Linked DNA regions of Homo sapiens: region 2 is linked to region 1. A link is an interaction called in ENCODE POLR2A ChIA-PET data of the cell type or tissue named here. Cell type or tissue: Panc1. All regions are shown on one strand. Each heading gives the region's core, and the rest is flanking DNA. Links, peaks and the distances in the headings are about the cores only.

Evidence for each region. ChIA-PET counts read pairs that join two places held together with the same protein. Peaks named below come from ENCODE experiments on the same cell type or tissue, not always from the same donor. Only the 100,000 strongest peaks of a DNase experiment are listed, where the experiment ranks them.
Region 2: POLR2A ChIA-PET joins it to region 1 with 11 read pairs; 6 of 35 experiments call an interaction of 5 or more read pairs at or near these places.

What each region holds. Positions count from the first base shown.
Region 1 is chr2:64,836,548-64,849,028 of GRCh38, reverse strand. LINC01800 (long intergenic non-protein coding RNA 1800) reads left to right here. Exons shown (of 5, transcript NR_110224.1): 3 at 666-757; 4 at 1,152-1,232; 5 at 1,417-2,899. Among named protein-coding and RNA genes, the nearest start is that of LINC01800, 21 kb to the left of the region's middle. RefSeq lists enhancers at 8,858-8,907, 9,484-10,683. In Panc1, for the core only: no CTCF peak of the experiment used is centred there; a DNase peak (open chromatin) is centred at 10,058; H3K27ac peaks cover 1,042 bases.
Region 2 is chr2:64,717,706-64,730,186 of GRCh38, reverse strand. No RefSeq gene overlaps it. Among named protein-coding and RNA genes, the nearest start is that of SERTAD2, 70 kb to the right of the region's middle. In Panc1, for the core only: no CTCF peak of the experiment used is centred there; no DNase peak of the experiment used is centred there; H3K4me3 peaks cover 478 bases; H3K27ac peaks cover 1,106 bases.

The sequences.
Region 1 (12,481 bases), core at 5,508-10,507:
TCCTTTTGTTGGAGCCTGAAAGCTCTTTAGAGCAATTGAGTACACAGAAATTCAGCCAGAATGGGAGCACAAGCAGAAGCAGACCAAGCTATTTCTCCCCTGAACACACACTCTGCACACTGACAGGTACAAATATAGCTAAAAGAAATGACGATTACATAAGTTCCTAGCCAGTGTCCAGCACATAGTAAGTCTATCAGTTAGCTCTTCCTGTTTAACAAATCTTCCCTAAACTTAGTGGCTCAAAACAACCACCCTTTAGCTTACGATTCTGCAGTCTGGCATATTTCTGCCAGCTTGCCCATGCTCAGAGGCCAGCTGCCTGGTGGGCTAGGGCCTGGCTGGACTAGGACAGCCTCAGCTGGGGCAGCTTCTCTGTGTTTCTCATTCTCCAGCAGGCTAGCTTGGGCTTGTTCACACAAGTTTCCAGAGAGAGAAGTAGGCAAGAGCTTCAGAACCGTACAAACAAGGTCCGCTGCATTCTACTGGCCACAGTGAGTCCCTAGGGCAGCCCCAGTCGAAGGAGCAGAGAGGTAGTCTGTTCCTCTTGATGGAAGAGAGGCACAGAGTCATTTAGCTTAGGGGTAAACATATAGACGCAGTGAAGGATTGTGGCCACTTTTACAATCTACCACTGTAGCTACCAATAAGTTCTGTGTTTACAGTTTTTCAGCCATTTCCAAAAGGAATTATATTGATGTGTTAGTTGACAAGCCTACAATGAAAAGATAGATGGGAAAAGAAGACCATCAGACAGGTAAAGAAGATTGTCAAAGACCAATACCTTTGTTAATGCGCTTGCTCCCCCAACAGCCAACCCCTCGAAGGGTCCCTCCCTGACCCAGCCCTCCTCCTCCCTCCCCTTAATGTGAGATCCTCACTGGGCCTCAGCCCAGGGCTTGCGTCCTGCCCTCAGGGCATGAGCATCTGGTTGAGACTGTCTCCATCTTCTGGCGTAGCAGCTTTGGTCCCTTGTGAGCTACTCAACTCCTTGATGGAGTCATTTCAGAGTCTCTGGGAAAAATTGAAGCTCTCCTCCAAGAGTTGGGGGTGGGCTCCCCTGGTCTGGAATGTTCTTTCCCGTCTTATTTGGAAGTTAGAAAGTGGCTAGTAACATGGCCAGCGCCTGTGGGATCATCCTCTTCCTCAAGGTGGCTGGATATGTGGAGACAAGCACGAAGAAGTCCAGGCTCTGTCACGACGTTGCTGACTGGCTTCTGTCACATTTTCAGGTGAGGCAAATCTGTGTAGTGATTTCCTGTCAAGAATAGGAATGACATCCCCTCCTCCCTCTGATTGCACTACAAATGCCATCACACACGCAATGCACTCATGAGAACTCCATTGTTCTATTTCTTCAGCAGAGCAGACGCTGTTGGCTTCTCATCTTCACTCACACAACCCTCTTTTCCACAGGCATCTTTTAGCTAGAGGTGCGCGTGTGACACCACATGGACTGTGAGAAATAGTCAAGTTCAGCCTAGTGACGCTTCTGGCAAAGCTTGTTTTCCTGATTTTTAAAAAAGGAGTTGGGGGAGTGCCATGCCTTTTGTCCTTCCTCCCTCCTCCTGCCTGGAACATGGATGTGAGACCAGGAAGTACAGCAGCCATCTTGTGACCATGAGGACTAAAGGCCTGCGCTGAGGATGGTACAGTAAAATGAAAGAAGCAGCCTGGATGCCTGATGAGCAGCTGTGCCAGCCCCAGGGTCATGCAAATCAGTGTCAATCATTGTGGTTCTGGTTTTCTCCTATTTGTAGCCAAATAAATTCCTTACTGATATAGGCAGGGTCCTTGTTGGTTCCAAAAAAAAGTGGATTCACAGAAATATAACTGAGAGAACCATGAATTTCTAAAGAAGTCCTAGAAATAGATCAGTCAGAGAAGTTGTCCATTTCAGGCAGGGGTTTCTACTGTAAGTTGCTTGGATGGAAAATAAATCAGTGTTAAGGAGGTGAGAATGCCATCACTTGAATTGTATGACTATATCTTATTAAATCTCAGATGCCATCAGTTGTAAGGTATAGCATTATTTTACATATCACTATGAGAGAAGAAAATGCTCTCAAGACATATCACTGATTGTAAGATGCATCCACCTTGATTTCAGAGATTTTAAAATGTGAAAAAAGGGAGGGACATCTTAGGATCAGTGAAATATGGCACATATTTATTTGCTTCCTTGATTCCTGCCTGCTGTGCTCATTAGACCAGAGACACTGTCTGCCATGCTCTCTGCCAAGTCCTCCATACCTAGAATTGGGCCTGGCATAGAGTGGGGTCTATAAATATTGGTTAATTAATAAGTTAACTAATAAGTTCTAGTCCTTGCTTTTCCAATAACTTCCCATGCTACCCTGGCTGGAGAAAGCATTTCCCTTTCTCTGTACCTCATTTCTCCATAATCTAGTTCAACTGACCCTCACCAGAACTGAAGAAACAAAAAGCCCCAAATACATGCAAAGCGGACCTACACTCTGCATCACCATGGTGACGCCTCCCAGGGTCCCAGAGGGCAGGGAGGCCTCATCTTCCACCATCCCTAGAAATCTCTCTTTCCCCAGAGCCCAACTCCTTCTAAAGCTCTGTGGTTAACCCTTTCCAGGCAAGCCTTTTCCAACACTCTGTTAGGGTTACTAAATGTGCTCCCTACAAATGGACTAGGGCCAAGGAATTATGCAAGATCCTTCAAGCAAAGAGATGGTATTTTGTAACTTCCCTGAGTTTCTCCAGGAAGATGAAATGCACAACATATTTTAGAATAATATCAACCTACATATGTCAGAGAGGTAGTCTTGTCTGACCAAAGCCCTTGAGCTGGTGAGGGGCGGGGTTCCAGGTGCCCCTTCTGCTGCACTAGCATTGTATTCAGAAGTAATAAAGATGATGGCTTTCATGTAATGAGTGACGAACCCTTTGCATATATTCCTTCATTGAGTCTTCAACAGAAACTTATGGGGTAGGAAGTATCTTTATCCCCATTTTACAAGTGGGGAAACTGAGGCATATAGCTGTTAAGTAGGTGGCAGAGCCTGGCCTCGAAGTCAGGTGGGGTAGCACCAGAGTTTATGCTCTTAACCACTATGCTCTATTGCCTTATAACTGCCTTACACTGGGTACCTAGTTCATCCCAGGCTCTGTGCTTGGCATTGAGGCACAGACAAAAATAAAGCCTAGTTTCTACTCTGGAAGAGTTCATGCTCTAATGGAAAAGACAGACCTGCTGGCAGAGATGGTCATGAAGTGTCACAGGAACACAAAAGAAAGAAAAAAAAAGGCCCATGCCTGTAGGCAATCAAGGAAGGGTTCACAGAGGAGGTGCCTTTGAGTGGGCCATTGAAGGGAAAGTAGGAGTTTGCTACATAGACAATGGAGGGAAGGGCATCCCAGAGAGCAGAAGCTTCTTGGAGGCTCTGGGGAGGAGGAAGACACAGAGGAGCTGACAGAAAGCAGGACTGGAAATTAGGGAAGGGGCCCCATGAGGAGGGAGTTTGCCTGCCTTGGTCAGGGAATCTGAGAAGGGTTTAAACAGTGGAGGAATACGCTTGCCTTGCATTTTTGAAAGAGTTCTCAGGTAGTTGCATAGGGAGTGATTGTGGTGAGGAGAAAGAACTGCATTTGAGTGGATGGCAAACTTCATGTTTCCCCTCTGTGAGTGACATTGTGAAGAGGAGAAGAAAAGTGTAGACAGATATGGAGATTAGCATGCGTTTTTTTGTTTGTTTGTTTGTATGTTTTTGTTTGGGTTTTTTTTTAAGACAGGGTCTCACTCTGTTACCCAAGCTGGAGTGCAGTGGTGCAATCATGGCTCACTGCAGCCTCGACCTCCTGGGCCCAAATGATCCTCCCACCTCAGCCTCCCAAGTAACTGGGACTACAGGTGTGTGCCACCATACCCGGCTAATTTTTTAATTTTTTTGTAGAGATGAGGTCTCCCTATTTTGCCCAGGCTGGTCTTGAATTCCTGAGCTCAAGCAATCCTCCTGCCTCGGCCTCCTAAAGTGCTGAGATTACGGGCATGTAATCTGCCACTGCACCTGGCCAAAACTAGCATGTATTAAAACATATATTTGGCTTCAAGCATAGGAAAGGATGAACATCCACACCTACAGAACTCTCTCAACCTGAATAGGCTTTTTTTTTTTTTTTTAACTGCTCTTTGTGGAGTAGGGTTACCCCATAGGTAGTGTGCCCTAGCCCCATGTGTTCGTGTGCATTGACTTGAGGGCTCTGGCAGGGTTTCTACTCCCTCTTCTAAAACACCATCTCTCTGATGCCTGAAATTCCACTTTCAGAAATTATTCCTATAGGGTAAGTGCTGATCTCTCTTTTCCAGAATTTCTCTTATTTTTTCCAAAATGGTTTTTTTACTTATGTTTTAAATTTCCAAAGTGACATGGCCTTCTTATAGAAAAAGAATGCATTAAAACATAATTGGAAGTGTCTGTTATTTCCTCCCAACTCTGGCTTAGACTCTGAGCATCCCTCAATACCCATTCTCCATTCTTTGTTTTGGTGGAAGGACCCTGATTATATTCTGGGTGACAATGTGTCTTGCTAAAAAAAAACCCTTCATTTCTCAGACTTTCTTAGAGCTAAGTGTGCACAACCTATGTGACTAGGTCCTAGCAATGAGACAAGTGCAAGTGTTCTGGGGGCTTCATGGGAGATGACAGCAGGGAGTGGAGGAGCTTTTGTCTTTCTTTCCTCCTTCCAGCCTGCAACTCCATGTGATGTAACGACTGGAACTTCAGCAGCCATCTTGGATCATGAGGTGACCTTGAGGATAGAAGCTGCATACCCAGATAGTGATCAAGGGGCCACTGTACCAGTCCTGGACTGCTCGCCTCTTATATGAGAAAGAAAAAAATTTATGTTTATATATATATAAAATATAATATGTAAGTTATATTATATTTATATATTATACTTAATAAAATATGTAAGTTTATTATTTATATAATATATAAACATATATATTATATAATATATAATATATAAACATATATATTATATAATATATAATATATAAACATATATATTATATAATATATAATATATAAACATATATATTATATAATATATAATATATAAACATATATATTATATAATATATAATATATAAACATATATATTATATAATATATAATATATAAACATATATATTATATAATATATAATATATAAACATATATATTATATAATATATAATATATAAACATATATAATATAATAATATATGTTATATATAATATATAAACATATATAATAAACATATATATAATATATATTATATATTATATGTTTATATATTATACATATAATATATGTTTATATATTGTACGTACAATATATGTTTATATATTGTACGTATAATATATGTTTATATATTGTACGTATAATATATGTTTATATATTGTACGTATAATATATGTTTATTGTACGTATAATATATGTTTATATATTGTACGTATAATATATGTTTATATATTGTACGTATAATATATGTTTATATATTGTACGTATAATATATGTTTATATATTGTACGTATAATATATGTTTATATATTGTACGTATAATATATGTTTATATATTGTACGTATAATATATGTTTATATATTGTACGTATAATATATGTTTATATATTGTACGTATAATATATGTTTATATATTGTACGTACAATATATGTTTATATATTGTACGTATAATATATGTTTATATATTATATATAATATATGTTTATATATTACATATGTTTATATTTTATATATATTTATATTATATATGTTTATATTATATATATTTATATTATATACTTTTATATATTATATATATTATATGTTTATATATTATATAAAATATATGTTTATATATTATATATAAAATATGTTTATATATTATATATAAAATATATGTTTATATATTATATATAAAATATGTTTATATATTATATATAAAATATGTTTATATATTATATATAAAATATATGTTTATATATTATATATTATATGTTACATATAATATATAATATATGTTTATATATTATATATTATATGTAACATATAATATATAAAATATATGTTTATATATTATATATTATATGTTACATATAATATGTTTATATGTTACATATAATATATGTTTATATGTTACATATAATATATGTTTATATGTTACATATAATATATGTTTATATGTTACATATAATATATGTTTATATGTTAGAGAGAGAGAGAGAGAGAGAGATGGAGTTTCACTCTTGTCACCCAGGCTGGAGTGCAGTGGCGGAGTCTCTGCTCACTGCAACCTCCGTCTCCTGGGTTCAAGCAATTCTCTGGCCTCAGCCTCCCGAGTAGCTGTGATTACAGGGGCCTGCCACCACACCCGGCTGATTTTTGTATTTTTGTATTTTTAGTAGAAATGGAGTTTCACCATGTTGGCCAGGCTTGTCTCAAACTCCTGACCTCAGGTGATCCACCCACCTCAGCCTCCCAAAGTGCTGGGATTACAGGCATGAGCCACCACACCCGGCCAGAAATTTGTATTTTTAAGCTGCTATTGTTTTGAATATTCTGCCACATGCAGCTCAACAAATCCTGCGTAATACACCAAACATCCTGGTCTTTAAGAGAAACTAACTGGCCCAATAGTAGCAGCACCATGACTGACTGAGCCAGATATGGTCAACTGACCCCAGTGGAATCATCTGTAGGCTACATGAAGCCAGATCCTCCCTCTCAGGAACTGGAGGCCACAGAAAGTCTAGCTAGTTGGTGCTAGACTTGAAAGTCACATAGTCACGAGGTGCGGGGGCCACCATTTTAGGGCAGCCATTTTATGAGACCATGTGCAAGCTGACAGCTGAGTGAAGAGAGCTGTCTGCTGAGAGAAAAGATTGAGGTGGACGCAGGTAGCAGAGATGAGAAACGTAACAGATCCCTAACATAACCTAACATACAGTCCTGTGATTTCCTTTTTCATTTTCTAGGTTCCCCTTTAAGTAATGCATACACCAATAATACTTTAGGATAAATTACTTTTGTCATCTTCCCAAGTGGAGGAAGTAAAGGAGGAGACAGACAGGTAATATGAGGTTCAGGGGAGAGGATGCCAAAGGGATGGGAAGTGGCTCTGGCAAGTCTGCCCTCACAGCACCTGAGCCCAGCCCAGCATGTAGAACACTCTCCCTACTTTTGGGTCTGCAGGGGCTGGCTATAAAATTCCTGGAGAGATTTGTTCCAGAGCACGGGGTTTAACACAGAAGGTCAAGAATTAGCTGGAAGTATGGTATCTTCAGAGCAGGATCTGTGGCCCATACTTGATTCTGCAAAAATTCAAGATGCTTATATTTTGCTCTAAGAGACTGTGGTTTCTTTATTCTGTTGCACCAAAAACTTGCCACATCACACTTGAGTTGTTTCTTCCTCTTTCTCATATCCTAGGCAATAAACTGTTAACTAATATGAATAAAAACTCAGCTTTCTTAGTTACCTACCTAAACGAGTAGCCCCTGAAAAAGCTTTCAGAAAGGGCATCAGAAACACCTATACCCTCAAAGAGCCTCCAAAATCAAGTGCCAATGCCACTTTATTTACTTGAACTTATCTATACTGTTAAATAAAAATTGCAGGAGGCCATTGTTTTGGACTAAGCTCCTGCACTAGGCCCCAACAGACAAGACTAAAAATAGAGTCACGCTGGCTGGGCGCGGTGGCTCACACCTGTAATCCCAGCACTTTGGGAGGCTGAGGCGGGCAGATCACCTGAGGTCAAGAGTTCCAGACCAGCCTGACCAACATGGAGAAATCTCATCTCTACAAGCTGGGCGTGGTGGTGCATGCTTGTAATCCCAGCTACTTGGGAGACTGAGGCAGGAGAATCACTTGAACCCAGGAAGCGGAGGCTGCAGTGAGCTGAGAGTGTGCCGTTGCACTCCAACCTGGGCAACAAGAACGAAACTCCGTCTCAAAAAAAAAAAAAATTAGAGTCACGCATGCCAAAATTCCATTTCACCAGACTAAAACTAAGTTATCTGACCTTCTGAGAAATAAGGTAACAGCCAATTTTCCAAACAGGCCAGTTTCAATCTTCAGTTGGCACGATAATGAAGTTTCCTCTGCCTTAATCCTTACATGCAAAAGTTAGCCCGAAGTAACACAAGGTTCACTGATCAGTGATTTTTCTACTCTTCCATCTCCCTGTCCCGCCTTACAAGGCAAGTAACTTTGAAATGATCAATCTGCTTTTTGTTCTTTGTTTTTGCTTTCTTCAGCCTTTTCTGTCTGTAAAGCCAGCCTCTTCTCCTCAGTTCATTGGACACTTATTCTGTTTTATGGAACGAAGTGTTGCCCAATTTTAGAATTGCAACAAAGCTTGTTGAGATCTTTAAACTAAATTTGTTGTAATTTTGTCTTTTACGATACTCTTTCTCATGCCACAAGGGATCTAAGGGGGGTTCTGATCTCATGTGTCATCAGTATCATCCTCCAAGCATGTATTAAACATTGGCTACATGCAGAGGGCTAGAAATAGAACAATGGCTAACATGAATGGAACACTTACTGTGGGCCAGGCATTGTGCTAAGTGATTTACCTACATTAGTCTGTAAGAGGCACTACCGTGTTTCATTGAATCAACAATACCAACAATTGTGAGTTACACCACTATGTATTAAGAAAGAAAAAGGAATCTGTCAATTAACTGGAGCATGAAATACCAGTCAGGATATGCTAGACTGTGCTGTCAAAACACAGAACCCCAATCTCAATGGCTAAAGAAGAAAGGTTTATGCTTCTGTTCAATGCCCACCAGCTGCAGCTCAGCTCTACATCCTCTTTACTGTGGGACAGGGCCCACGAAACAGCCTCCATCTGGAACTTTGCTGGCTGCTGACGTGGATGAAAAGGAGCATGAGCTGAACGACAGTTGCCTTTGAAAGTGCAGCCCGGATGTGATAGATGTTGCTTGCTTCACACTCCATTGGCCAGGACAAGTCATATGGCCACCCTGGCTCAGGAGGTGGAGTGTGGGCTTCTCTGGCAGGGCACTCCTAGAGGCACTACAGTCGATCTAGGAGTGGGAATACACCATCTCCTACCCCCATATCAACTGTAAGACATAGCCCAATTTCAGAGAGATTAAGATGCAAAAAGCTGCACATCCTAGAATTGATGAAATACACGATATCATCCCCAGTACACAGGTGAGGAATGGAGGCTTAGGTGGGTCATAAAATGTGCTTGAGATCTTAGAGCGGCAGAGCTGGGGCTTCAACCCAGGTGTCACTAACTCCACTTTAAACCACCCAACTTCCCAGGTGTGGCCTAAATGAGTCCTTGAGTCCTTACCAAAATAGTAGGATCTGTCAGGTCCTGGGGAATTACTCTCTATTTATTTGTAATTTTTTTTTTTTTTTTGGAGATGGAGACCTGCTCTGTCACCCAGGCTAGAGTGCAGTGGCATGATCTCAGCTCACTGCAACCTCTGCTCCTCAGGTTCAAGCAATTCTTCTGCCTCAGCCTCCCAAGTAGCTGGGATTACAGGCTCCCACCACCACGCCCAGCTAATCTTTTTGTACTTTTAGTAGAGATGGGGTTTCTCCATGTTGGCCAGGCTGATCTCGAACTCCTGAGCTCAGGTGATCCACCCGCCTCAGCCTCCCAAAGTGCTGGGATTACAGGCGTGAGCCACAGCACCTGGCCAGTAATTTTTTTTTAAACCTCTTTTATTCAAAGATGCATTGAGTCAGCACTGTGTTAGGTACAACACTAAAGGCTAAGACTCTAGTTCTCCTAAATAAAATGCCCCAGGTCAGCCAGGGGCCAGAAGGAAAGATCCACAGAGGTCAGTCATTAGCTGTGGAGCAAAAGGAGTGTGCTCAGAGGGTAAGATACACGTGACCTCTTCCCATACTGGGCTGGCCCTGGTCATAAATTGTCCCGTAAAGAGATGACTATTTAGTCAGAGGCCTGGTGGGTGCAGTTTGAGTGCCAAGAAGCAAGTGAGCTGGCCGTTGGAATGTGAGTGTGGGTGGGTGGGAGGGGGAAGTGGCCACTGGCTTCCACTGAGTCACAGAGGGCTGGGTGCGGAGGCAGCTGGGCTCCACCTTGGCGCAGCAGGAAGGAGAAGGGCAGGAAGAGCAGAGGCTCTTCTGGGGTGGGGTGGGGCGCGGAGGGGAGGAGGGCGGGCTCAGGGCACAGCAGATCCAGGCTGCAAGCAGGCCTTTGGCATAAACACTGCCCAGGGAAAAGCACCCAGGATCCAGGTGGCCACCCAGAAGGCCCCTTCTTGGGTGTAAATTGGGGTTGCCGTGAGAACATCCAGAACCCCTGCTTTTATCAGGTGTGAAATTCAGAAGCTGCTGGATGGAGTGTCAAATACAGGTCCCAAGAAGTAGAGATTTGGGGTCCTTTAGTTGCCACTCCTCCTCCCAGAGTAAGAGTCTCAACATATTAACAATGGGGAGCACAGTGATGTGGCTCACACCTGTAATCCCAAGCTACTTGGGAGCTGAGGTAGGCGGATGGCTTGAGGCCAGGAGTTTGAGGTTGCAGTGAGCTATGATCACACCATTGCACTTCCAGCCTGGGTGACAGAGGGAGGTGTTGATTCTAAAAAAAAAAAAAAAAAAAATGGGGAAGAATAAGAAAAGCCGAGGGTTAGCGGGAAGAAGAGGAGAGTAGAATGGGTTGGAGGGGAATGTGGACAAAATGTAAACATTAACTAAAGCCTGCTCCAGGATGGCATCCCTGGGTACCTACAGCATAGTCTGAGTGTGCAGTGCCAGTTCTGCTTTATATAATAAATGGAGAGGAAGTGTGCTGGAGGCCTGTGTGTGCGTCCGGGGACCGTCAGTGTGGGCTCCTGCTAAACCCAGAAGTCAGGCAGAAGCCAAAGCTCCCAGGAACCCCTGGAGAGCAGATTCACCCAGGGCACTCTGCCCAGCTTGCTCCCAGCCTCCACATGCACTCCCGACCGTCAGACCCACCCTCCAGGGCTGTCATGTCCCTAGAGCCTGCTTCCTTTTCCTTTCCCTTTCCTCCCTTTCCCTTCTTTTCTTTTCTTTTTTTTCTTTTTTTTTTTTTTTTTTTGAGATGGAATCTCGCTCTCTTTGCCCAGGCTGGAGTGCAGTGGCGCGATCTCAACTCTCTGCAACCTCTGCCTCCCCGGTTCAAGTGATCCTCCTGCCTCAGTCTCCTGAGTAGCTGGGATTACAGGCACCCACCACCACACCCGGCTAATTTTTGTGTTTTTAGTAGAGACAGGGTTTCACCATGTTGATCAGGCTGTTCACGAACTCCTGACTTCAAGTGATCCACCCACCTCAGCCTCCCAAAGTGCTGGGGTTACAGGCGCCCACCACACCCGGCTAATTTTTCTTTTTTTAGTAGAGACAGGGTTTCACCATGTTGGCCAGGCTGTTCACGAACTCCTGACTTCAAGTGATCCACCCACCTCAGCCTCCCAAACTGCTGGGATTACAGGCGTGAGTCACAATGCCCAGCCCCTAGAGCCTTCTTTCACGTCGTCGTCTTCGCCCTGGATGCTCTCTCTCCTCCACAACCTTCAAGGCCATCCTCCTGAATCACTTCAGCTGCCGCTGAATAAGTGCAGTGTGCTCATTGCTCAGGGCTCCTCTGCCTACACAGGTGGGGACAGGACCCACCCTAGCTAAAAGGAAAAGGGAGGGACTATATTGTCTCATGTAACTGCTCTGAGGAAAGTGCCACACTAGAGCTGGCCCTGGGGAGCCCTGGCAGGCCAGCGACTTAAACTCTATCTGTCCATCTGTCCCTGCCTGGCTTTCTTCAGCATGGTTTTCTCTTTCTTTCTCTCAAGCTGGCTGCCCACTAAGGCCAGAATATGGCCTTGGGGCACTCCTAGTTCTCCCCTTACAACCTTGTAACCAATGGAAGCCACTTTTCCTCTCCTGGCTGATGGCTTTAGAGGTAACATCTCAGCGAGGGACTCTGGCTTAGCCTGAACCACGCTTGTACCCCAGGGGCCAGGGTGGTGAAGTCTGAGTAGAATTTGGAGGGGGTGGTGCCGGGAAGACCAGGGCAGTCTGAGGCACACGTTATGATGTCATATCATTTGCTAGTTGTTGCAGGTGTTAGTTAACTTCAGGGCCTCAATTACCCTTCTGAATGCCTCAAAATAGGGGACTCTCTCCTATGCTTGTTTTGGTGCCCAGTAAGCAGGCCCTCAATAAATGTTTGCTGACTGGTTGATTAACCATTAGACAAACAGGCCTGCCCAGGACGGCTAATCCCTCAAAATAAACACTTGTGAAACTCAGAGTTGATCCCGAATCCTGGGGATCTTTCAGGCTCTTTGTAAATCTAGTATTATCCAGGGAACGGCAGACCTCTGGAGGCTGAGCTGCCTTTAAGAATAAAAACCTCTCCTCTCCCTCCCCTCCCACTCCTCCCAGGACAGAGAAGGGCGACTTTTGCAGGGAGGGCACCTTCCAAGGATC
Region 2 (12,481 bases), core at 4,399-9,398, 120 kb after region 1:
TCAGATACACTCTTTCTGCATTTGGGAACTCCTAGACAATAAGGTAACCCACTCCTCTGCTTCTGAGAGAGCCTTTGAAAAATCTAACATAAGCCTACACTCACAACTTAATTGGAAAGATTTATTAACAAGATGATCCTGTTGCTCATTTGGCTTCTGAAAGCTACATAAAATTGAGAGGATGAATCGTCGTAATTCTTTTGTGTTGTTAACTGGAAGAGACAAAACCAACATGAAAGGACTGCTCTATTAGTTAGAAATCAGAATTTTATTGGGGGAGGAGGAGAAAGTTGAATAGCCACTGGTGAAAATATAACTTATTTGTTATATGAAATAGTTGTCTTTTCTCATGTGCCCACTTCTGGTTTATTTTCAGGCAGTTACAAAAAGTAGAAAAAGAACTATTACCTTCCATGATTTATATAGTTGCATATATGATTTGGGAATACTTCAGGCTGTAGGTAGCTCTTGGTTTTCTGTTTGTGACTAAGTTAGTTTTTCAGGGTGACATTAAGAATAGGCAGGAAGAGTGCTTAGATATCTGTGGATTATCCATAGTGAAGTATGTGGACCTTCTCTGCTGAATGCCCGGAACTTGGAGCAGCTCACCTGGGAGGTGTATGTTTAGGGAATACAAATTTATGTTGATTTTAGTTTACCCTAGACTGAAAATGTATTAACATCCTATACATTAAAGCAAATGTAGTTTTAAAAAATAAACGGCTTTTTAAAATGTACTTTGGCAGATAGCAAGCACTCAAAAAAAAGAGTTTTAAATAAAGCTGTGATAATCAGAAGTTAATTATTTAGCAACCTCAGTAAGCTAGCATCTATACAATAGTTGACTAAAATATACCCAAGAGAAAAAGTACATTTGGGCTGGGCGCGGTGGCTCACGCCTGTAATCCTAGCACTTTGGGGGGCCGAAGCAGGAGGATCACCTGAGGTCAGGAGTTCGACACCAGCCTGGCCAACATGGTGAAACCCCGCTTCTACTAAAAATACAAAAATTAGCTGGGCCTGGTGGCGTGTGTCTGTAGTCCCAGCTACTCGGGAGGCTGAGGCAGGAGAATCACTTGAACCTGGGAGGCGGAGGTTGCAGTGAGCCAAGATTGCACCACTGCACTCCAGCCTAGGCGACTGAGCAAGACTTCGTCTCAAAAAAAAAAAAAAAAAAAAATTTTGGGTGAAAGAAATGTATCTTACTGAATAAAGTAAAACAATCTAAAAGGGCTATTTATTTTGCATTTTATTGCATTAAATGGAAAAAATGTTTTGCCTTTAAACGATGATACTAAAATTACAGCAGGCTGAAGGAATAAAGTATATAGAATATTCTTTTTTTTTTTTTTTTTGAGACGGAGTCTCGCTCTGTCACCCAGGCTGGAGTGCAGTGGCGGGATCTCGGCTCACTGCAAGCTCCGCCTCCCGGGTTCACGCCATTCTCCTGCCTCAGCCTCCCAAGTAGCTGGGACTACAGGCGCCCGCCACTACGCCCGGCTAATTTTTTTGTATTTTTAGTAGAGACGGGGTTTCACCGTTTTAGCCGGGATGGTCTCGATCTCCTGACCTCGTGATCCGCCCGCCTCGGCCTCCCAAAGTGCTGGGATTACAGGCGTGAGCCACCGCGCCCGGCCTATAGAATATTCTTAAAGCCTCCATTTATGAAGAAACAAAGAAAACAAGTCACTGCCTTCTTACCATCTTTCTCTTTTTTCTGTGAGTGACAAAGAATAAGGAGCAACTAACAGCTGCCAGCCGAAGCCTCTCACTTCTGTTCTGCAGTTAAAGTCTCAAAGTCTGGGGCTGCTGTGAGCGTGGAGTGGTGCGTGCAGAGAGCGGCCCGTGCAATGCATTGTGCTGGCCTTGCTGGAGCTGCCCATGCAAGGAGCAGCCGTGCCGCACGTAAGCTACTCATGCAGGGAGCAGCCATGCAGGAGCTCAAGCAGAGGGCAGCCCTTGCAGTGCTGTGGGCACCTTGTGGAATGCAGTGCAGAAATCAGCCAGTGCAGCATGCATGCCAGTCCGGGTCTTCCCCAACACTGCCCTTGGGGAAACCCACACCTATTCTTACAGGAATGGCAGCAGGGGGTCTGCCCAAACCAAATTTAAGTTAAAAACAAAACAAAGCAAAACAATTCCTAAAGTGCCCCAGCTTATCATCTAACAGGCAATGGAGTTTCTCAGCACTGCCTGAGGTTGTTTGTAATTGTAAACTAATAGTAGTAAGGGCAGAGGCCAGATGTTAGATAACCGAAGTCAGTGGTAGACCAGCTGGAGAGCCACGCTGGGCTTAGATTTTAACTCTTAAGTTGTCTTGCTGTCCACTCCACACCTAGATATAATATGAGCAGAAAACAAAGAATTTCAATTTTAGTTCTTCGGGAAAACATTAGCTTTTTATTTTAATACTTCAGAGTTTGTTGAAAAAACCGTTTTTGGCAGGTTGGTACAAGGAATAATACCATCTGTATTTGTATGGTGCCTTGCAGTTTGTAAGTGCTCTCATGAGCATTATCCTATTTAACACCCACAGCCACAACCACCTTGTGAGGTATTGTCTCCCATTTTACAAATGAGGAAACAGACTTCTGAGAGTTTACAGCTTGTCCAAGGGCATACAGCTAGTAGTCATTAGAGCCATCCTGCTCCAGTATTCCCTCCACCATGCAACCAGCACTTTGATAGCATCTAGCTTCCTGTCTTCCCTGTCATTCTCATATTTACACAGAAAATCACCGTCTAAAAATCTTCCTCAGTGGCCATTCCATGTTACTCACAATAAGAACATATGTACCGTCAAAGGGTAGCTTCTTGATTGACTTTGAAGTCAATAATTGAATAAAAGAGGAGCCTTGTTATTTCTTACTTAGAACCATGCTGAATGAACCTTAGGGACCATTTGGTTCAAATATGTGTATATATCTAAATCTAGAGTAAAGCCCTTCATAAGGAAAGTGAAACTCCAGTTAATTGCAAAGACTAGGGCCCACTTCCTCAAACTCAGACCATTGTGTTCTTTCTGTTAAAGTACACCTCCTTCAACAGAGGTACAGTTCTTGTCTCAAGAGCTAATTTGACTTGAGATTCTAGCAGATATTCCTGAGTATCTACTCTGTGCAAAGCCCTGTGTGGAACCAGCTCTGGAGGACTTTTGGATCTAGTGGGAGAGACTTAATCCAGGAGAAAATGCACCTAGTGCTAAGTCTTCAGCCATTTAAAAGACTAAGAATGTCATAGATAATCCAAATTTGGTCTTGGTCATCTGGAAACATTTATGAAGAAGCCCTTTCTTATATGTTCTTATATGACCTCCTATTTGTAGAAAAATAGCAACTGTGGCCACTTTGGAACTTTTGGAATAATGCCACCCATCCCTGAGAAGCTGAAGTATAAGATTAAAAGCAAATCAAACTGTGATTGTTAGCACCAAGTTTCTCTTTAGGTCTTGCCCCTAAAAGTTTTAACTTAGAAAATCCCATATTACTCATATCTTATTATAAAAGCTCTGCTAATAACTTTGAACTCCTTAAAATACATTTTCAAAGAGCTGATGGTGAGCAAGCCACATGTTTCATGGCCTTCCCTCAGCACTGATCAGCCGACAACCTGGAGAGCCTTTCTGAATGCACCCCTGATAATTTGGGCTGTCTCCAAGTCAAGATGAATTGATAGGGAATGCAAAATTGATCAGAATAATTACAAGTGCCATTATATGAAAGAGATCACTTTGCCAATGAACACTCACAGAATGCCTTTACAGACCTAATTTGCACCAGAATTAAGTTTGTCTTTCTCAATAGTTGCTTCCCAAACTAAACAAACTGCATTGTATAAGTGGGTCAGTTTTCACAGTACTCTGCTTGAAATATTCAGATATACACAAAGGCAGCTGGATTGTAAATTTCAAGGGCAAACTAGTCTCCAATAAAGCAGGTATGGGAGGAAGCTGTGTTACATTCTTAGAGGGATGAGTTTCTCTTTAACTTATAAAAACGCATTCAGTATCCTGCTTGCTTTGCGTGGATCATACTTAGCTTCCATTTTTGCCTTTTAGTCAACCTCTTTTCATTTACTCAGGTTTCTGCCTCTCAGTCAGCAGTATTTGGCTATAATCAGGTGATTTTGCCCTCAGTTAGTTCTCCAGGGCCTAAGAACTCAATAGTATCGAATGGTTTTGGGTAGGGTATTTTTTTTTTTTTTTTTTGAGACGGAGTTTCGCTCTTGTTGCCCAGGTGCATGCAATGGTGTGATCTCGGCTCACTGCAACCTCCACCTCCCGGTATCAAGCAATTCTCCTGCCTCAGCCTCCCGAGAAGCTGGGATTACAGGCACCCACCACCATGCCCAGCTAATTTTTGTATTTTTAGTAGAGATCAGGCTGGTCTCGAACTCCTGACCTCAGGTGATCTGCCTGCATTGGCCTCCCAAAGTGCTAGGATTACAGGCGTGAACCATGCGCCTGGCCAATTTTGGGTTAGTTTTTAAAAAATAAAGACACTCTATTGATAAAGGATTGTGCAGTACCTAACTACCATAATGTGTCTCACTGGCTTTAAATCAGGCCAGAGACAGAAGTAAAATATTATAAATAGTGCATACATGAACTTTGCCAAAGAAGGTTTGAGGATTCCACCTCCACTTACCATGTTTACCCCAAAATATTTTTTATTTCATTATAGTAGTGAAGATGACAGTTGAATTTCAGCAATAATTTTTTTTTTTTTTTTTTGGACGGAGTTTTGCTCTGTCGCCAGGCTGGAGTGCAGTGGCACGATCTTGGCTCACTGCAACCTCCGCCTCCCAGGTTCAAGTGATTCTCCTGCCTCAGCCTCCCGAGTGTCTGGGACTACAGGCACGTGCCACCATGCCCAGCTAATTTTTATATTTTTAGTAGCGACGGAGTTTCACCATGTTGGCCAGGATGGTCTAGATCTCTTGATTTCATGATCCGCCCACCTTGGCCTCCCAAAGTGCTAGGATTACATGCGTGAGCCACCGCACCCGGCCGGCAATAATCTTTTTATATTTGTAGCTTTTAATGAATTGTTCCAGTTTTCCCTTTTCCATGATAAATGGAGTGTGGTGAGGACAGGGAGGTTCATGAATTTTAGGACAATAATGTGTTTATTATTTATTGGGATTGAAATTTTCAGTTCATCACTTCAGCCCCCAAGTCTTTAGACAAAAACAGGCGTTGCATATATATTTGATTGAAAGCATCAGAAGCCTATGAAAGTAACTTAGTGGAAAATGGGGACTTACTGGCTTACAGGATCTAGGAAAGAATTGGGCCACCAAACTGTGGGAAGAGCAGTAATGCAACTGGCCTCAGTAGGGCCAGAATTATCTCCATCTTTCATCTCTGCCTCTTTCTGCATGTTTATTCCATTCCTTCTCAGAGCAGACATTTCTCCGTATGGCTGGAAACATGGCCACCAGCAATTTATCCTATAGCTTCTGTTACTGAAAAGTTCTGTGACTGCCAAGTTAAAAAAAATTGTAAGCAAGTAACTCATGAGGTGAGGGTCACATAGAAATATGGTGACACGTGTGTTTGCCTATATGACTATAAGTGGCTGGGTGGCTATTTCCCTGGATAAGAGATAGTTGCTGGGCAGAAAATTACCCAGCATGTATGCTCAGTACAGTGTGCCCAACTAGTGCCTTTCAAATGTTTGGACAGAAACCCACAGTAAGAAATGTATTTTACATTGAGACACACATATAGACACAGGTTTGATTGAGAAAAATTTTCTTGAAACAATACTCATCCTTACTATGTACAAGGCATTCTGCTATTTTCTATTATATTCAAAGGTAGTTCATTTTTAAAAAATTCTGACTGTAACTCATCTAAATGATCTCATGACTCAGTGTATAATGATCTGTAGTTTGAAAAATACTGCACAAGACATTAAAAGTATCAGGTAAGTTCATGTGTCAGTAGATATTTGGGTATAGATATTTGTTGAGTCTTGAAGGAATAACTTACATTCTAGAAAGATACTAGGGACTCAAGGGTGACAAATATGTGACGTGAATGTCCTTCCCAGTTCCCACGGTGGAGATGGCAGCAGCTTTCCTACTGAGGAATGTTCTGGAGCCTCTCCTCAGCCCTTTATAAAGTCAAGCAAGTTAGAACAAGTGCCCTGTGCTATCAGCTTCCCTCCTCTTTGTTTTGGATTTACCTTTTGCTGAGAAATAGTGAAATTCTGTGGACCTAGAAAATGTCCGAAAGTGCTTTCAGTTCTCTCTTAAAACAAAACATCAATACAGCTTTCTTGAAAGCTTTATTGTGGCAGTATTCGTGATCATTGTGATATTGTAAAAGGATGGATGATATCTTTACCTATCCAGGAATCAGTTGAAAAACTCTGGCCAGGCGCAGTGGCTCACACGTGTAATCCCAGCACTTTGGGGGGCCGAGGTGGGCAGGTCACAAGGTCAGGAGATCGAGATCATCCTGGCTAACACGATGAAACCCCGTCTCTACTAAAAAATACAAAAAATTAGCCGGGTGTCGTGGCGGGCACCTGTAGTCCCAGGTACTCGGGAGGCTGAGGCAGGAGAATGGCGTGAACCTGGGAGGTGGAGCTTGCAGTGAGTTGAGATCGCGCCACTGCACTCCAGCCTGGGCGACAGAGTGAGACTCCGTCTCAAAAAAAAAAAAAAAAAAAAAGGCGGCGGGGTGGGGAACTCTAAGGTCTCCAGTTTTTAATTTTCTGTTGAAACATTTGAACCTATAACCTTCTGTCTCTTGAAGATTCAGATGGAAACTTAGTAACAGTAGTACAGGATGACTTCTGAATGTGACATGAAAATGCAGAGAAGAGTGGCAGAGTTCCTTGCCATAGTTGGAAGCCCAAAGAGATCCTTAATAACTAATAAGTAAGTAGTAGCAGGGATCTAACTATGAAATGCAAAGCAATACATTTCCTTGAAATGATACTCATCCTCACTATGTGCAAAGCATTCTGCTATTTTCTGTTATATTCAAAGGTAGTTTATATTTTAAAAATGCTGATTGTAGCCCACCTAAATGATTCCGTGACTCATTCTTCTAAAATAAAACTTTTAGAAAAAACTCTATATTAGGAATATAGAGTTAGGGATAGAGAAAGATTTCATAAACAAGACTGACCATTAAGGAAAAGACTGATAAGTTTGACTTCTGTTGACGAGCTTCTATTCACTCAAAGACAGATTGGGAAAAGTATGTAGAACACAAGAGACAAACGACCCATATTCAGAATATATAAATAACTACTGGTGGGAGTGTAGACTGGTACAACCATGTTTACCAGTGTCTCATACAGCTGGAGATAAGATACCCTGTGATCCAGCAGTTTTACTCCTAGGTTTATACCCTAAAGCAGCAGTTCCTCATACCTTTGATCTCACTTGACACTTGATCTCCTCTACACTTTTAAAAATTACTGAGGACCTCAAAGAACTTTTGTTTATATGGATAATATCTGTTGATATCTACCATAGTACAAAATGGAGACATTTAAAAATATTATTCATTTAAAAACCTATTATGTGTTAATATAAATAACAATTTTTGAAAGAAAAATACCATTTTACCAAAACATAAAAAAATTAGTAGAAAGAGTGGCATTGTTTTACAGTTTTGTAAATCAGTTTACTGTCTGGCTTAATAAAAGACAGCTGGATTGTCACATCTGCTTTTGCATTCAAGCAGTTGTGATGTGTTGTTTTGTTTGAAGCATATAAAGAAAATGTGGCCTCACACAGCTATGTAGTTTGGAAAAAGGAGGAGTATTTTCATAACCTTTTAAATAATTGTAGATATTCCTTTTTGATACTTAATTAAAACTTTGACAAATGGTAGTTTGAAAGGTTGGTGGCAGTGTGAAATCTGAATCCATATCAGTGAACTTTTAATATTTATTACATTAAAATATTTGGTTTACCTTGCATGCTGAGTAGGTTTTTACTTATGTATGATTTTGTAATATCATACATTGATTATTTGGAAACATTAGTTTACTGAGTTATGTAGATCTTTCCATTGTTGACACAGTTCATTATACAATATTAAAATATCACATTCTGTAACTTTACCACTGATCTCATTAGGAAAGTGTTTAGTAAAGCTATACTTTCAGGGATCATTTCTATAGCTTTTTACTAAAAAAGTATTTAAGTATTAGGAAACTGTCAAGCTCGTAGTGGCAGACATGTTTTCCAAAATTAATTTTCACTTGAAAGCCTGAATTTCACTGGCACCAACTGTCAGTTGGTTTCCAGCTTTATTTTTTTATTTAACTTTTTAATTTTTTAGATACAGGGACTTGCTCTGTCACCCAGGCTGGAGTGCAGTGGTGTGATCGTAGCTCACTGTAAACCTCAAACTCCTGGGCTCAGCCATCCTTCTGTCTCAGCCTCCTGAGTAGCTGGGACTACAGGCACACGCCATCACATTGAGCTAATTAAAAAAAATTTTTTTTGTAGAGACAGGGTCCCACTATGTTGCCAGGCTGGTCTTGTGCTTCTGACCTCAAGCGATCCTTCTGTGTCAGCCTCCCAAAACACTGGGATTACAAGTGTGAGACACCATATCCAGCCTGTCGGTTATTTTTCTTCAAGTGATAGGTTCACTTGTCTGCCAGATACTCACACTGGAATAACCATAGTTTGTCTGACTGTCATTCCTTCAGGTAGAAATGGTGTTCTGTGATAAAAGCAACTATGTCAGCTCAAAAGCAAACAACCGCCCCAGTGCTTTTTTCCTCCAGGCAAACTTCCTACCTCGGTGTGCGGCAGAAGGGCTTTGTGTGTGCTCTCCCATTTTGTCACACAGAATATTAAAAAGACATATATTCACGGGTAGAGATTTAAGTAATATTTCTTCTGCCTCACCAAGGACATTTTAAAGTGAAACTGGCATATTTTCTTTAGTGTGTAGAGGAGAGAAATACAATGACTGCTAGTACTGCCTTTGTTCATGCCAAGGCACTAGCAGTTCTTCCAGCCCAGATGTCAACAGTGACAGAGGCAAAGAATATCTTAGAACTAGAATGAAAATAGTTTTAACTTTGTGGACTCTCTGAAAGGGTCTGGAGATTCCCAGGGGTCCTGCTCCCCTCCCCACAAGACCACACTTTGGAAGCCCTAGGGCATGCCCAGCTCTTGTACACCGGGAGTATATGCACTCCAACGGGATGGGAAGCAGGGGCCCTGATCCAGGAGGGTGTGTGGCTGGGAGGGAGGGAGTTTTGCAGTACTGACCTGGGTAGGGGCATTTGTTCTAGACGATGTCAATCAGTCATTTATATTTATATACTTTTCTAAAAGTCTGTTATACTTTTAAGGTTTTTTAAAAATTAATTTTCTCACACAGCCTTGACTCTTAAGTTTTGTAAACTGCATTGTTAGCCTCTGGTTTTGTGATGCAGACGGTGTTGAGACGGAAAGAACCATTTCTGATACTTCCCTCTTTATGCTGTATGCAGGATTTATTTGTTGAACCTTTTCTGCTTTTTGGGCTGTGTTTCCTTTGGTTATATTTTAAGTGAGGTAGGAATTTAAGTACTCTTATGTGCAGTTTCCCCCTCATAGTTACTGACATGATTAAGGCAGTGAAAATTATGTAGAGTACTTTTTTTTTTTTTAAGACAGAGTCTTGCTCTGTTTGCCCAGGCTGGAGTGCAGCAGTACAATCTTGACTCACTGCAACCCCTGCCTCCTGGGTTCAAGCAGTTCTCCTGCCTCAGCCTCCCTAGTAGCTGGGATTACAGGTGCCTGCCACCATTCCCAGCTAATTTTTGTATTTTAGTAGGGACGGGGTTTCACCATGTTGGCCAGGCTGGTCTCTAACTCTTGACCTCAAGCAATCCACCTGCCTCAGCCTCTCAAAGTGCTGGGATTACAGGCGTGAGCCACCGCACCCGACTGGAGTACATTTTTAAAAAATCGGCAGCTTTATATTGTGCTTAGTTACTTGAGATTTAGCAACCTTACCATAGAAGCAATTCCCACCATCATTATTTTCTGGAAGGGGAACAAAATGAAGAGTGACGAGTAAGAACGCAAAGTGTAGAATAAAACCATTTCTAACTTGCTTAATAACTTTGCTGTTACTAAGTCATAAAACTATGGTGGCTTTGTAAGTAAAATAAAATATAGTAAGATTTTGGCCCTGCTGTATTAAATGGCTTATGGTCATGCCTTTAGAATTTTAGGAACACATTCGCTTCAGTTGTCTCATTTTCTCTCTTCAACGCTATGAATTAGGCATAACAGGTACTAATACTTCCATTTTATAGATAAGAAGATTGAGGCATAGAAAATATCAGTGACTTACATATAACTAATTCAGTAGCAAAGCCAGAACTAGTCTAGTTCATGACTCTTAGAATTTGCTTTTCCCACAAAGCTGGTTTAATTGTAAGCAATTCAGGATAGCCATCAAAATGAGGACCTTTTTGTCCCTGCCTCGTGGGTCATCATGCAGCAAGCCAAGCTCTCTTGTCTTTGGTCTGCCCTATATATGTGTTGGCATCATCTGCTGTGCTTCTTTACATTCTGAGACTTGAAATGAGAACATTTAGGAGACCACAAAGACTAAATTAAATTTCAGTTTTGTCTGTTAGAAATGGAGTCCGTTGAGGTGTGCATCTCTGCTACTAAGCATAGTTGTCAGCATGAACCCCGGTGCTATAAGTGAGAGGCATGTTAATTCTCCATTTATCAGCTGTCAAGATGACTGGAAAGCGGTGTAGTTGGGCTGTGGATAAAAGCGATTAACTTTGAGATGTACCTGATCTCCCAACAGGAATATCTTCCTGTTCCTTGTCATTGGTTCACCCACTCGGGGCCTGGGTGGTATGCAAGAGTGTATGCAGTAAGAGGAAAGAATTATTCTAGCTTGGTTGCAACAGATTAGCAAAGATTGCCCGGGCTCTGTTGTGTATGTGGGATGGCGTCCTCACAGAACTCACTCTGATTTAAATGGACACGTAAAATCCTTGCAAAAGCAGCTAAGAATATCTGGCAAAAGAATGAGGTAATTAGAAAATAAATTGAGGCTCTTTATATAGTTTGTCCAGGCTAATCTTTTTTAAAAAATAAGATTTACTTTTGTTGATGTTGGTGTCTCTGAATAAATAAAAACGTTTTTGAACATTATAGACCCTGTATTTCACAATACAGAATCCCGATTCAGTAAATACTTTTCTCACTAAATCCTGGCAGGATATTATTTGTAAGGCATAAGGTCTTAATCCAAGTGTTTCACAAGTGAAATATAACAGAAATCTAATAAATGAATCTGCTAATTGCAATTTTCCTGATGCATTTCAAATAGGGCAGTCTCTAATTATAAGCCTCCCCTACATACAAATGGCTGCTGCTCTTGCCCCAGTTTTCCCCATCTAACCAGGCCCAGATGCTGCTGCCACAGAAGGCATTGTCAGTGCTTGTAGAGAATGAGAGGGTCAGAGCAGAGGAAGGAGGAAAAGTTATGGAAACTGTAACCAGGGGAGCAGATCCCAGGAACAGAGCCCATCTGGACCTATTGTGGTGCTTTCCTGCCCTCTTGCTTGCTGTTGGAGTTTTTCTTATTTATCCTTGTCAAGTGCCACTGAACAGAGTAACAAGTTTAGGGTAACAAGCGTCTTCTTTAACATATGTCAAAAAGGTTAAGAGCATGAGCTTTGGAGTCTGACACTTCAGACTTGAAATTGGGCGTTACTACCTCCCAGTGGTGTGACCTTTGGGCAGGTTGGTTCACCTCGCCTGTCAAGTCTATTTTGTCTTCTGTGAATGGGGATGATTGTACCTACCTCCCAGGGTTACTCTAAGGATTAAATGAAGATCTGTATACATACAGTGTACATGACCCCATGCCAAAGACGTACTAAGCTCTTACTAGACAGTAGCTCTTAATGTATATGCAAACTGAAAGTTTTTAAATGATCTATATATCATAAATTATTTTTATGATTTATGTGCTTTATTTCAAATATCAACTAGAACTTTACTCCCTGGAGGCACTGACATTTTGAGAGGAGTGGGACAGTTGGGAACTTTTAGCATGGAGATGTTAGGGAAAAAGGCAGGTCAGGATGGGGAACTCAGGAGATTTATAACATCATATGGACCTGGGAAATGGGGAGGAGAATTCTAAAAAGTGGGAATGGGTGTATTCTTCCTGCAGCTGAACCACTTACTCATTGTTAGAACCCTAAATTCAGGCCTAGACTATTAATACTGTGCATTAAGGGGCCTGCCCTAGTCCCTCAAATGTGAATCTCTAAGGGGTGAGACTCAGAAGCACCTCAGGTAACTGATACACAGCCAGGGTGAGAAGCACTTGAACTATGTTTGAGTTAAGTTTACTAGTGAAGGCTAGCCTGGAAACCTGCCCATTCTGTCTTCTTTTTTTTTTTTTTTTTTTTGAGACGGAGTCTCGCTCTGTCACCCAGGCTGGAGTGCAGTGGCACGACCTCGG